Regions from separate parts of the Homo sapiens genome. Here region 2 is linked to region 1. A link is a contact called in ENCODE Hi-C or POLR2A ChIA-PET data. All regions are on one chromosome and are shown on one strand. Each heading gives the region's core, a stretch centred on a gene start or an enhancer-like site at or near the end of the contact. The rest is flanking DNA. Distances are from core to core; before and after follow the strand shown.

The links. A loop is a pair of places that touch in the nucleus more often than their neighbours do. ChIA-PET counts read pairs that join two places held with the same protein, here RNA polymerase II (POLR2A). Pooled maps may share reads with other maps.
Region 2: a map of CD4-positive, alpha-beta T cell shows a loop between it and region 1 (2.8-fold over the local background). The contact joins the promoter of DYNLRB1 here to the promoter of ACSS2 in region 1. A Hi-C loop is called at or near these places in 3 of 168 maps with a recorded cell type or tissue (CD4-positive, alpha-beta T cell, CD8-positive, alpha-beta T cell and naive thymus-derived CD4-positive, alpha-beta T cell), 1 of 37 single-sample maps with no recorded cell type and 10 of 50 pooled maps. POLR2A ChIA-PET finds 5 or more read pairs at or near these places in 5 of 52 experiments (H1, MCF 10A, activated CD4-positive, alpha-beta T cell and 2 more).

Annotation. Positions count from the first base shown.
Region 1 is chr20:34,875,179-34,878,912 of GRCh38, reverse strand. ACSS2 (acyl-CoA synthetase short chain family member 2) reads right to left here and starts at 2,301. Exons shown (of 18, transcript NM_018677.4): 1 at 2,090-2,301. The coding sequence starts at 2,267. RefSeq lists silencers at 2,013-2,442, 2,523-2,662 and enhancers at 2,933-2,982, 3,003-3,082.
Region 2 is chr20:34,513,981-34,518,244 of GRCh38, reverse strand. DYNLRB1 (dynein light chain roadblock-type 1) reads right to left here and starts at 1,823. Exons shown (of 4, transcript NM_014183.4): 1 at 1,784-1,823. The coding sequence starts at 1,786. RefSeq lists enhancers at 1,292-1,471, 1,138-2,003, 2,392-2,631, 2,742-2,801 and a silencer at 1,822-1,931.

The DNA of each region.
Region 1 (3,734 bases), core at 1,052-3,551:
GAAAAAAAAAAAAAAAAGAAAAGCAGAATTTTAATTAGAAACTGCCAGAAACAGGGAACCATTGAAAGTTTTTGCAGTGACATATGAAAGCATATTTCCATAATATCAATCTAATGGTGTCTTGATAAATCTACTGGAAAGACTCAAGTTGGCGAAACTAGGCAAGAGAGGACAAATTAGGAGGCTGCTTCCCTGGTAGAAATTCTGTATTTGATGGAATTTGGTGAAATGCATTCTGTGGGGTCATGGAAGAGGAATAGCATTGCTATTAGGATATGGATTCTGCAGTCAAACTGTCTTGGTTCAAATCCCAACTCCACCACTTTACACTTGATTGAATCCTGTCTTGCATTACTTGGTAATTGCTTGATTTATATTGTATCAGACTAACTACTATTTATTGAATGTGTACTGTGCATCAGGCATGTTATAGCGCATACTTATTACACACTTTAGACCTCATACAAACCCATTAGGCAAGTATTACTAGACCTATCTTATAGATGGAAGAAAAGGAATCTCAGACAGGCTTAAAAATTTGCCTAAGACCCCACAGTAAATGAACAGCAGAGCCAGGGTCTAAATCTAGATTTTTCTGGATTTGATTCGTGGCCCATGTTTGTCCCACAACCAAACATCATGCTGCCTCCCAATGGGGGTGCAATTTTGACTCCTTGGCTAGGCGCAGTAGCTCATGCACATGTAATCACAGCACTTTGGGAGGCCAAGTAAGGAGGAAAGCCTGAGGCCAGGAGTTCAAGACCAGCCTGGGCAACATGGCAAAACCTCGTCTCTCCAAAAAATACAAAAAAGTAGCTGGGTGTCATGGCGTCCGCCTGTAGTCCCAGCTACCCAGGAGGCTGAAGCGGAAAGATCGCATGAGCCCAGGAGATGCAGGCTATAGTGAGCCTAGAACGGGCCACTGCACTCCAGCATGGGTGACAGAGCAACACCTTGTCTCAAAACAAACTATCTATCTATCTATCTATCTATCTATCTATCTGTCTATCTATCTGTCCTTTACCCAGACTGAGGGCAAGGGTAGGGGGATTTTCCTTATACCTTTTTTTTTTTTTTTTTTTTTTTTTTTTTTTGAGACAAAGTCTTGCTCTGTCGCCCAGGCTGGAGTGCAGTGGTGCTATCGTGGCTCACTGCAACCTCTGCCTCCTGGGTTCAAGCAATTCTCCTGTCTCAGCCTCTCGAGTAGCTGGGATTACAGGTGCCCGCCACCACACCCGGCTAATTTTTGTATTTTTAGTGGAGACGGGGGTTTCACCATGTTGGCCAGGCTGGTCTCGAACTCCTGACCTCAAGTGATCCGCCCGCCTCGGCCTCCCAAAGTGCTGGGATTACAGGCGTGAGCCACTGCTCCTGGCCGATTTTCCTCATACATTTTAACAGACATGGAACCATCTATCAGAACTTCTGAACTATTACTAATACAATCCCAGCCCAAGTTAAAAAAATAAATAAAACAACTTGACATCGTAGTAACTCGTTCAGTCTTATACCGCGTAATTTCCATTAGGATGTCCGATATACTAAAAATAGATCGGGGACTCCATTACTAATCTGAGGACCCCAAGATGGGAACCAGACCCGTTATTGCCCTCAACAGTTCACAGGTTAAGGGTCTCAGGAGGCAGTGGCTGAGCTGGTGTGAAAGGGAAGCAAAGAAAGTTCTATTCGTGGCCCTCCTCCCTTCAAGGCTCCCGTCGCCCCTTAGAGACCCTCTTTTCGCCTCAGGAACTCCCCTTCTCTTCCCATGAAACTTTCACTCTCTTGGCCGACCTCCCCGTCCCAATCTCAAGGAACCTCACTTCTTCCCTCACGGAATCCCGCGTCTCCTCGCAAAAACCCGCATCTCCACCACGGACCCTCCAAGTCTGCAGGGAACTCCCCAGCTCCCATGGAACCCTCGTCTCCTCCCGGAATCCCTTTTCCATTTTCAAAGAACCGCAATTCTTCCTTCACAGAACCTCCATCTCCTCACCCACCCCTCAGCTTCCCAAGGGAGCCCCCGACTCCCCCAGGGAGCCCCCACTCTTCTCCTCACTGACACCCCAGGCCCGCCCGGGCCGGGCCTCACCCCGCGGCTCCTCCACGGAGCGCCGGTGCAGCTCGCGGTAGCGCTGCAGCGAGGGGACGTGCGCGGAGCGGCTGACCTCGGGCGGCGGAGACCAACTCCGCGCCCGGCCTCCGGCTCCAGCTTCCTCCTGGCCCCGGCTCCCGCTGCCGCTCCGGACCCGCTCCTCAGGAAGCCCCATCACGTCAAGTTCCTAGAACCGCGGCCGCCTTTGCGGTCGCGGCGGGTGCCGGGACTGAGAAAACAGGCCGAACTAGAGGCGGGGCCTCCGTAGAGGGGCGGGGCCTGGTGAGTGGGGGAGTGGCTTAGTCTGGCGGGTGGGCGGTGCCAGAGGGGGCGGGGCCGTGTCTGGTTGGGGAGGGATCGAGGTTGGCAAGGACAGAAATACTATAAGGAAAAGTCGAGGGATAGGGGTGGAGCTGACTTGCCGGAAGGAGTGACGCCGTCGAGTGAAAGCAGAAGGGGCGGGGCCGGGTGTGACAAGGGAGAGGGTGGAACCGTGGAGTGCCAAGGGAGGGGCGGGGCCAGGCGGGACAGGAGAGGAGGTGGGCCCATGGAGTGATGGGGAGTAACCCGGCTGGTTGTGACAGGAGAGGAGGCAGAGCCATGGAGTGACCAGAGTGGGGTGGGGTCTTGGAGTGACAGATAAGGGGTTGGGTTAAGGCAAGGATCGAAAGGGAAAGGGATGGACTAAGGAGAGGAGTTGAGTAAGGTCCATCGCGGAGCCGCCCCGTGATCTGATTGCACAGTCCTGACTATCACCAGTTCCTTCCAGGTGACACCCTTCCCTCCAGGTCCCCCCTCTCTGAGCCACACCCACATTCTCGTCCTCCGGAAAAACTTCTCCCATGACCTTGAGGGCATGCTCTGGCGACAGCACCTCCTCTCTGCTCACCCTGGAACCAGCTCAGATTTTCTCCCTCTTATGAGGACATGTCTTCAATCTCCTTGCCTTCACAAATCTCCATCCAGATCTAAAGTACAAGACTCAATAAGTGAAGACTAGGAGACACCTTCAGGTTTTTTGTAATAAGCCCACCTCCTAATTGCACAAATGGCAAACCCAGGAAAGGGAAGGAACTGGTGCACAGTCAGAGAGCAAATAACGACCAAGTTAGGGCCAAAGCTAGGTTCTTTGACTCCAGATTTGGTTTTACTTCCTCGTCAGGCTTGAAGCTAAGGCTTGTAAAATATCAAAGTCTGTGCAAATAGGAAAAATCATTCACATTCTCTTTTTTTGTTGTTGTTTTTGTTTTGAGATGGAGTCTCTCGCTCTGTCGCCCAGGCTGGAGTGCAATGGCACAATCTCGGCTGACTGCAACCTCTGCCTCCTGGATTCAAGCAATTCTCCTGCCTCAGCCTCCCGAGTAGCTGGAATTACAGGTGCACACCACCACACCCAGCTAATTTTTGTATTTTTAGTAGAGATGGGATTTCACCATGTTGTCCAGGCTGGTCTTGAACTCCTGACCTCAGGTGATCTGCCCGCCTTGGGCTCCCAAAGTGCTAGGATTACAGGCGTGAGCCACCACACCTGGCCCACATTCTCTTCTTTCCTTCACAATCTCTTTACTCCACCAAGGGAAACCCCCACCACCACCACCACAACCTGGGCTTAATTACCTCTAGCTTCTCTCTAGCCCCTCCA
Region 2 (4,264 bases), core at 574-3,073, 360 kb after region 1:
ATGGTATTGGTATAAAACACAGACCAATGGAATAGAATAGAGGACCCAGAAATAAATCCACTTATTTACGGCCAACTGATTTTCGACAAAGGCATCGAAAAAACAAAACAAAACAAAAACAACAACAAAAACGAAAAAAAAAACCTACCATAAATCAGCAATACCACTACTGGGTATTTATTCAAAGGAACGGAAATTAGTACATCAAAGGCATCCCTACATCCTCATGTTCATATTGCAGCACTATTCATAATAGCTAAATTATGGAATTAGCGTCCATCAATAGGTAAATGGATAAAGAAAATGTGGGCCAGGCGTGGTGGCTCACGCCTGTAATCCCAGCACTTTGGGAGGCTGAGGCGAGCAGATCACGAGGTCAGGAGATCGAGACCACCGTGTTGAGGCGGACTAACACGGTGAAACCCCGTCTCTACTAAAAATACAAAAAATTAGCTGGGCGTGGTGGTGGGCGCCTGTAGTCCCAGCTACTCGGGAGGCTGAGGCGGGAGAATCACTTGAACCTGGGAGGCGGAGGTGGCAGTGAACTAAGATGGTGCCACTGCACTCCAGCCTGAGCGACAGAGACACACTCCATCTCAAAAAAAAAAAAAAAAAAAGAAATAATGAATGTTTAAGGTGATGGATATTCTATAATAAATATAGCCTGATTTGATCATTACACATCATATGCATGTATCAAAATATTACATGTATATCTACAACATAAATGTGTACAACTATTATATATCAATTTTTTTTACAGCTTAAGAAGTGATGTGAAAAATGAAGTTATACATATTTGAAGCATTATTACATGTTTGTAATGATGTGGAGATATTGTGGTGTAATAATGAAAAACACAGAACCCACAATTGCACATTCAATAGGGGCTAAACTGTATAAACCAAAAACAAGCAAAAAAGACTAGAAGTCATATGACTACTGTAAGTGGTTGCCTCTAGGTGATGACACGGTTTCTTTTTTCAATTTTTTTATTACAAGCTCTAGATTTCTAAATAAGATTTTTGAAAAAGTAATATATTCACATGGCTTAAAATTTGAAACTTTTTCAAATTTTGCCCAAGCTGTGAGGATTACAAACACAAAACCTGTAACGGCGTTGAGAACCCACAGCTGCAGCAAGCAAGGTAGAAAGCAAGCTTTGGGATCCCCAAGAGCAGACCCCGCCCGTTCCTGACTCTGGCACCCAGTCCCAGCGGCTAGAAAGAACCACGCCGACAGAGTGGCGGCCGTCAAGCTTCTAGGGTTCAAATCCATCTCCACTATTTCCTGGGGCAAAGCACTTGGCTTCTCGGGGCGCTGAATAACAGATATGTATAACAAAATGGGACTAAAGATTGTATCTACCTCACAGAGCTGGGAGGAGGCGGAGGAAATACAAGATACATAAAGTGCTTGGCAGAGCCTGCCACAAACTGAGCTCCCGGGAAACGTTGCCAGGGTTGCCATCGCGCACCAAGGCCCCAAAACTCTAGGCTGCAGGGCCGCCGCCCACCCCTCGCCCATCATCTCTTCCTGGCCGAGGCTGGGCTCCCGCTTCCGGTCAAGGGGCAGCGGGATCCGGCGGCCCCGCCTCGGTCAGGCTTTAGAGGCCTCCGCCGCCGGGTTCCACCCTCAAGTCGGCTGGGGCCCGGGCCCGGCCACGCCCAGCCACCACCGATTCCCTGTCCGGAGCTCTGAGATCCCCTCATCCTCGGAAGACTGAAGGCCTGGCGTGGGGTGGTGGGCGGCCGCCAGCCACAAGACCCCGGCGCACGCTCACCATTTCCGACCGATCCGGTAGCCCCGCGTAGCGAACACTTAGCGAGTCCTGTGCCTTTCTGCGCCTGCGCAAAGGTTTCTGTCAAAACGGACAGCTCTAGCTGCCTATCAGGAGCCAGCGTGAGGCGGGGGCGGGCGAGCCGATCTTGGCTCCGCCAGGATTCTTGGAAAATCTGCTTTCCACTGTGGCAAAGCGAAAAGCTAAGGAGCAGTGCGCTAAGCTGTGGAAAATTCCCAACTCCAGCCGTGCAGAAAAGATGCTGGTTCTGGCTGGACGCGGTGGCTTACGCCTGTAATTCCAGCACTTTGGGAGGCCGAGTCGGAAGGATTGCTTGAGCCCAAGAGTTCGAGACCAGCCTGGGCAACATGGAGAGACCCCTTCTCTACTAAAAAATAAACAAAATTAGCCGGGCGTGGTGGCGCGCTCGTGTAGTTCCAGTTACTCCAGAGGCTGAGGTAGGAGGATCGCCTGACCAGGAGTTCGAGGCTGCAGTGAGCCGAGATTGCGCCACTGCACCCCAGCCTGGGCGACAGAGCAAGAGACCCTGACTAAAACAAAACAAAACAAAAACCATGCTGGTTCTCGGTATCGGAAGAGGCTTTCAGTGCTGGTTCTCGGTATCGGAAGAGGCTTTCAGCTCTCAATGGAGGTCTAAGCTGGTTCTGGAGTCCCTGAGTGGAGCGTGGTGGGAGGGTATGAAGGCAAGTGGGACGGTTGCTGAGACCCGCTTTGCGCCCAGACTGAGCCAGAGAGAGGCCCAGGGCCAAAATGCGCTTCGGGATCGGGCAGGCCTGGGGTGGGGCTGGAGTCAGGTACCTCGAGTCTCCGGGTAAGATGCCGTGCAAGCTCGGAGATGAATTGGTTAGGGCTGGCCTGGGAGTCTTTAGAATCCGAGCTCAGCCCCGCCTCGCGTTACCTAGCAGAAGGCACTTCACATCTGTGTGTTCTGTCTTGTTCTCACCTCTGAAAGGGGGACTCTTCCCAGAGCCCTATGTTGTCCTGTTCCGGCAGGCCGCAAACGTTTCTGGGTCCTCTAGGAGTAAATAACTTCTGTTAAAACATGCTGCCGTTTAGTGAACCCTGTGCCACATTACTGTGCTGAACACGCACATAACGTTATCTCCGGTAGCTTCAGGGAAGTATCGGTAACCTCGATACTTTATAAATGCTGTTTCTCCCAGGCACTGTAGCTTGCTGGATTCAACGATGATCTAACTCCAAAGTTTCATTCCACAGTAGCTGCTCTTCAGTGAGGAAGGATTTGGTTCTCCTTCCAGGAGTGTCTGCATGTTAAGAGGATTGACTTTACTGCGAAGAAACCTAGCAGACACCACCGTAACCAGATCAAAGTTAGTATTACTGGCAAGGGGAGATATTGATGCCGTGTGCCCCGATAAAAATGCGTTAAGGGCACATCACCTCCGAGTCATTTTCCACAAAAACTCCCAGCCTTAAACCATGAGAAAATTTCACTAAATCCAGTGTGAGGGATGTTCTACAAGATACCTGTACCCCGCCCCCGCCCCCCAAAATCTCAAAGTCATGAAAGCAAGGAATGAATGCGGAACTGTCACAGATTAGAGGAGTAAGGAGAAAGAAAAATAACATGGGTGGGAAAATTGGTGAAATCTGAGTAAGGGCTGTAGTTTAGTGTTATTTTTACCAGTGTTAATTTATTAGTTTTGGTAATTCTAGCATGGTTATATGGGATCATAACATTGGAGAAAGCTGGGTGAAGACTGTGCAGGAACTCTTAACCATTTTTGCAACAGCTCTGTAAATGTAAAATTATTTCAAAATAAATTTTTAAAAGGACTGGATCCAAAGGAATTTCTATTGAATGCTGGAAACATTAGGAAAGCATTTAGCAAGGGGAAGAAGTGCTGCAGAGACTGGACCCTAAAACATCCTGGAAGATAAGCACTGGAAGAATCACCACTGTCTTGCCCATGGAGAACCAGACTGAGAGGAGTGAAAGGATTTTAACAGATTACAATCCCAGAAGCAAAAAAGAGAATGGCCAATAGTTCATGTGACAGGAGCCAAAATGAGAATGAAGGAGGAGCTGGAATAGGACCAAGAATGTCCCGGAGTGGCAGGCTTAGAGTTTTGGCCCGGCGCAGTGGCTCACACCTGTAATCTCAGCACTTTGGGAGGCCAAGGTGGGCGGATCACGAGGTCAGGAGTTCGAGACCAGTCTGGCCAACATAGTGAAAGCCCCTCTACTAAAAATACACAAAAAATTAGCCGGGGGTGGTGGTGTGCGCCTGTAACCCCAGCTATTCGGGAGGCTGAGGCAGGAGAATCGCGTGAACCCAGGAGGCGGCGGTTGCAGTGAGCCAAGATCGCCCCACTGCACTCCAGCCTGGGCGACAGAACAAGACTCCGTCTCAAAAAAAAGAAAAAAAAGTTTTATTCTGCGGTAATGGAGAAACCACTGTAAAATTTTAGGTAGAGGAGGCATGAGACAGGTCTTCCACA